2 separate regions of the Homo sapiens genome follow, and region 2 is linked to region 1. A link is an interaction called in ENCODE POLR2A ChIA-PET data of the cell type or tissue named here. Cell type or tissue: Caco-2. All regions are shown on one strand. Each heading gives the region's core, and the rest is flanking DNA. Links, peaks and the distances in the headings are about the cores only. Region 1 overlaps RNF114 (ring finger protein 114). Region 2 has its middle 18 kb from the start of SNAI1.

Region 1 (2,812 bases), core at 113-2,612:
TCAGGATTACAGGTGTGAGCCACCGTACTCCGCCCATGATGGGCTTTTTGTTTGTTTTACTGTATGCTTTTGCTTTTCTCCATTTTCAAGATTAGTGATTGTACTGTTGGCATGCCTCAGAAAATGTTTTTCTTTCCTTTATCTTCCCTCTTTTCTTCAATTCTTAAAACTTTCTTTCTTTTTAGAAAACCTGTAATGAAGCACTATTCTCTGGGTTTTCTTCTCTTTCTGTTTTACTGTTGCACAGCCTAGATTTTATATGAAAGGCTGGGCCGGGCGTGGTAGCTCACGCCTGTAAACCCAGCACTTTGGCAGGCTGAGGCAGGCAGATCACTTGAGGTCAGGAGTTCGAGACCAGCCTGGCTAACGTGGTGAAACTCCATCTCTACTAAAAATATGAAAATTAGCTGGGCCTGATGGCACACACCTGTAATCCCAGCTACTCAGGAGGCTGAGGTGGGAGAATCACTTGAACCCGGGAGGCGGAGGTTGCAGTGAGCCGAGATGGTGCCACTGCACTTCAGTCTGGGCGACAGAGTGAGTGAGACTCTGTCTCAAAAAAAAAAAAAAAGAGAATTTAGATTTTAAAGATTATTTCTCAGAGGCTGGTGATAGATACTTTAACCAGGGTTAGTGGCTTTTATATGTTTTACCTAAAGGATCACTTTTCTCTGCTGCACATAACAGAATGTGGTTTTTGGCTTGCTGTAAGGAGACTAGTTTAAATGCTAGTATAGAAAACTTTTAAAAACATCCTAGATTTGGAGCTTGTCTGTGAGCAGACAGCCTATCATGAATAGGAGCAAACCTCTAGGAGAGTTATTTTAGAGTGGAAGTGGATATCCTGATTTAGTCGAATAAAATAGCAGCCTTGGTATTAATGGGAAATCTGCAATAATCAGGGTTTCAGCCCCATCAGCGTAGTCAGGAGTTTGGTGAGATTATTTGCCAGGGTGGTGTAGGTCTAGTTTTCTTTGTGCCCTTGTTTGGGACTATATTTTGCCTGTTGCAAGGTCCTCACTAACTTATGGGCTCTGATTCTTCCTATTTGAGTTCTTCCTGTCCAAGATCCGGTCCCACGTGGCTACTTGTTCCAAATACCAGAATTACATCATGGAAGGTGTGAAGGCCACCATTAAGGATGCATCTCTTCAGCCAAGGTAAATGACTCAGTCTCCCCTTAGGTGGAGGTCATCTCTTGCTATTAATACAAAGAGGTTGCATGCCCAGGGGTTTAGTTGTATGAATTGTTATGCTGGCTAAAGCTGATACAAGTATTTTGGGAGGAGTATGCAAGGGAGGACTCTGGTGTTCACTTCAGATGTTAGCTGAGCTATATTCTTTTTTTCTTTTTTGAGACAGAGTCTCGCTCTGTTGCCCAGGCTGGTGTGCAGTGGTGCAATCTCAGCTCACTGCAACCTCTGCCTCCCGGGTTCAAGCGATTCTCCTGCCTCAACCTCCCAAGTAGCTGGGATTACAGGCACCTGCCACCATGCCTGGCTAAATTTTGTATTTTTTAGTAGAGACAGGGTTTGTCATGTTGGTCAGGCTGGTCTTGAACTCCTGATCTCAGGTGATCCGCCTGCTTTGGCCTCCCAAAGTGCTGCGATTACAGGCGTAAACCACCACGCCCGGCCAGCTGAGCTGTTATTTTCACAACACTTGACCTGAGTCTGAAGTGATCATCAGCATCCTTATCATTACACATTTGGTGAGCTTTGCTCCTTTTTGGAGTGTACTGTGGTTGAAGTTTAATGGAAAGGTACTCACAGAAAAGTTTTCTTTTTTCCTGTGTTTCACCTTCCAGGAATGTTCCAAACCGTTACACCTTTCCTTGTCCTTACTGTCCTGAGAAGAACTTTGATCAGGAAGGACTTGTGGAACACTGCAAATTATTCCATAGCACGGATACCAAATCTGTGGTGAGTAACCTTTTTTTTTTTTTTTAAACTTCATTAAGGGAAAGGATCAAGCTTGGAGAAAAATGACGGGATTAGTAGAATGAACTCCTGTGTGCCCTTCACCTAGATTGACAGATTGTTAACATTTTACCATATTTGCTTAACCATGCTCTATAGTACACATTTTTTGCTGACCACTTGGGAATAAGCTACAGATACCATGACCATTTTTGCACCCTGAATACTTCGCACCCTGATACAGGAGTGTGTATGTCTTAAGAACAAGAATGTTTTCTTGGAAAATTATATTTTTGTGTGTATAATTAATCATATTCAAGAAATTTAACATTGATTCAATCTAATGTCTAATGTGAAATTCATGTTTTAATTTTAACAATTGTAATGTCTTTCATAGCAATTTCCCCCTCCCCCCAAGGCAGAGGCAGGGATGGTACACGAGTTCTCTGTCCTCTGGGTGCTACATTAAGTCATGTGATGTCTGTTGTTGGTAACATTAACTTGGTTCCCTTGGTGTCCACCAAATTTCTCCATGAAGCTGCCATTTTATTTTTGGAAGTAGCTTCTTCATAGTTGTGGGGAAAGAGGATTTAGGTGAAATTATTAGGAAAAGGCTTATCAATCCTTGGACATTTTACTCAGATATTACCTACTGGCATGTGTAGTCTCCTTTAAAAAAAAAAAAATGTAGGCTGGGCACGGTGGCTCACACCTGTAATCCCAGCACTTTGGGAGGCCAAGGCGGGTGGATCAGTTGAGGTCAGGAGTTCAAGATCAGCCTGGCTAACATGGTGAAACCCCATCTCTACTAAAAATACAAAAATTAGCCAGGCATGGTGGCGGGCGCCTTTAATCCCAGCTACTTGGGAGGCTGAGGCATGAGAATTGCTTGA
Region 2 (2,812 bases), core at 54-2,553, 55 kb after region 1:
TGGAGCTATGGCCTGAAATAAAAGCTTAAATGGGGCTGAAAAGGTAGCAGCAAGGAGAAATGAAACCCATGTGTCACTCATGGGGGCCCTCGGGACGGGGATCCCTCAGAGAAACTCATCTTTACCCCAGGGAAAGACCCAGCGCTGGGCACGGGGCTTTCCCAAGGCTGTCAATCTTCTGCTTGCAGTTACAAATGCCACCAATGTCTCACTTTGTGACCCAGGATGAGTCCTTGCCTTCTCCAGCTTCACTTTGCAGGTCACCAAAATGTGCTTAACTTTTGACCCAATAATAAAATAAAAAGCACTTTAACACACACATTTTACCCAGCACGTTTCAGTAGAGCAAACACCATCAACAATCTACATGCCCAGCACAAGTGGATTGTATATGTTACCTGGAGTCCTGGTGTGTTCTGAAAACTTTGCAATTATAGATGATTATACAATCCCTAAAATATACATGGTATGTATATTTTTCTCTATTTTTTTTTTTTTTTTTTTTTTGGAGACAGGGTCTTGCGCTGTCATGCAGGACGGAGTGCAATGGTGAGATCTCGGCTCACCGCAACCTTGACCTCTCGGGCTCAAGTGACCTTCCCATCTCAGCCTCCTTAGTAGCTGCGACTACAGGTGCATGCCACCACGCCTCACTAATTTTTGCATTATTATTATTATTTTTTTTTTGTAGAGACGGGGTCTTGCCACATTGCCCAGGCTGGTCTCAAACTCCTGAGCTCAAGTGATCCTCCCACCTCAGCCTCCCAAAGTGCTGGGATTACAGGCATAAGCCACCATGCCCGGCCCATTATATGTATCTCATATGAACAGAGAAAGAATAAGCCTGGCACATGATTAGCAGCCCAAAATGCTTTTTTTTCTTCTTCTCGAGATGGAGTCTCTCTCTGTCACCCAGGCTGGAGTGCAATGGCGCAATCTTGGCTCACTGCAATCTCCACCTCCCAGGTTCAAGCAATTCTCCTGCCTCAGCTTCCCGAGTAGCTGGGATTACAAGCATGCACCACCACATCCAGCTAATTTTTAGGTTTTGTTTTTTTGTTTGTTTGTTTTTTGAGCTGGAATCTTGCTCTGTTGCCCAGGCTAGAGTGCAATGGTACAGTCTGACCTCACCACAACCTTCACCTCCGGGGTTCAAGCGATTCTCCTGCCTCAGCCTCCCCAGTAGCTGGGACTACAGGCACACGCCACCACGCCTGGGTAATTTTTGTATTTTTAGTAGAGATGGGGTTTCACTATGTTGGCCAGGCTGGCCTCGAACTCCTGACCTCGTGATCCACCTGCCTTGGTTTCCCAAAGTGCTGGGATTGCAGGCATGAGCCACAGTGCCCGGCCCCAAAATGTTTCTTGAACAATTAAATGAATGAACGAATAAGCGGTCAGTACTCAGTGAATATTTGTTGACAGAAAGGAAAGGAGAAAAAGAAAGGAAAAAAGGAAGGATCTGGAAGGTTTGTACCCACAGTCACAGTGATTTTCTGGGAGAGGAGGCTGAGGCAATGGCGAGGAGGAGGGCATTTCCTGTTAGGTAATGTTTAACCTCTTCTGCGTCTGTATTATGATAGCTTCCCCTAAGGGAGCATCTTTTAGTTCACAAGCAAGCAGTCAATAGTCCCACGGACAAACTCGATTGTCACACATTGCCTTGAGAAGGTGCTGACAGGCAGAAAAAGCAGTTTGCCAAGCAGCCTGAAAAAATGATATGGCCCCATTTCTTTTCTTTTCTTTTTTTTTTTTTTTTTGAGAGAGTCTCACTCCGTCACCCAGGCTGGAGTGCAGTGGCACGATCTCAGCTCACTGCAACCTCCGCCTTCTGGGTTCAAGCAATTCTCCCACCTTAGCCTCCCAAGTAGCTGGACCTACAGGTGCATGCCACTACACCTGGCTAATGTTTGGTAGAGATGAGGTTTCACCATGGTGCTCAGCTGGTCTTGAACTCCTGAGCTCAGGCGATCCACATACCTCAGCTTCCCAAAGTGTGGGATTGCAGGCGTGAGCCACTGCGCTTGGCCAAGGCCCCATTTCTGTAAAATTTTACCTCTAGCTTTACCCATCCTTGCCTTCACACAGAGGGAAGCGCCTGTCTGCCCTGGGGGTCAACAGTGGTTCTGTCTGGATAGTGGGGTGGCTGGGGTTAAGTTTTCTTTTTTATAGGTCTCTGAATTTCTGTAATGAGCATGCACCAGGCATGGGTTTTGGGTTTTTACAGGCTCACACCTTTAACTCCAGCACTTTGGGAGGCTCAGGCAGGAGGATCCCTTAAGGCTAGGAGTTCAAGGCCAGCCTGGGCAACATAATGGGACCCCACCTCTACAAAAAGTAGTAACAGTAAGGAGTATGTATTTTTCTTTTTAAACAGAAACACACACACACAGGAAAAACATGCAACACTTGGCAATGTTCCGGGACCTAGGGGGTCTGGCACTCTGCAGTCATGGCCACCCTGTCAATCTTGAGGGCCATAGAGTGACATTTGGGTGCCCTGTGGTGCCCACCCTGAGCACTGCCAGTGAACTGAATCCATCCTCCACCTCAGTATCTATGGACAGCTCATTCTTCAACTCTGGGGGGCCGATATTCACCAAGACCACGAATATTCACCCAGACCACGAATCTTCACCAAGACCACAAATCTTCACCTTGCAGGTGCTCACTGCTGTGACTCAATCATTCCAGGGAATGAGCTGCATGGGGTGACAGCCCCTTCGAGAGAGTCAGGGACTGAGCTCAGAAAAGACAAAGGACTTGTCCAAGAATGCACAGCCATTAGGTAAGTGGTGGCACCAGGTTTTTT

The links. ChIA-PET counts read pairs that join two places held together with the same protein. Peaks named below come from ENCODE experiments on the same cell type or tissue, not always from the same donor. Only the 100,000 strongest peaks of a DNase experiment are listed, where the experiment ranks them.
Region 2: POLR2A ChIA-PET joins it to region 1 with 6 read pairs; 13 of 35 experiments call an interaction of 5 or more read pairs at or near these places.

What each region holds. Positions count from the first base shown.
Region 1 is chr20:49,944,329-49,947,140 of GRCh38, forward strand. It overlaps RNF114 (ring finger protein 114), which reads left to right. Exons shown (of 6, transcript NM_018683.4): 3 at 1,054-1,160; 4 at 1,808-1,922. Among named protein-coding and RNA genes, the nearest start is that of RNF114, 9.3 kb to the left of the region's middle. In Caco-2, for the core only: no CTCF peak of the experiment used is centred there; a DNase peak (open chromatin) is centred at 1,623.
Region 2 is chr20:49,999,427-50,002,238 of GRCh38, forward strand. No RefSeq gene overlaps it. Among named protein-coding and RNA genes, the nearest start is that of SNAI1, 18 kb to the left of the region's middle. RefSeq lists an enhancer at 10-389. In Caco-2, for the core only: no CTCF peak of the experiment used is centred there; no DNase peak of the experiment used is centred there.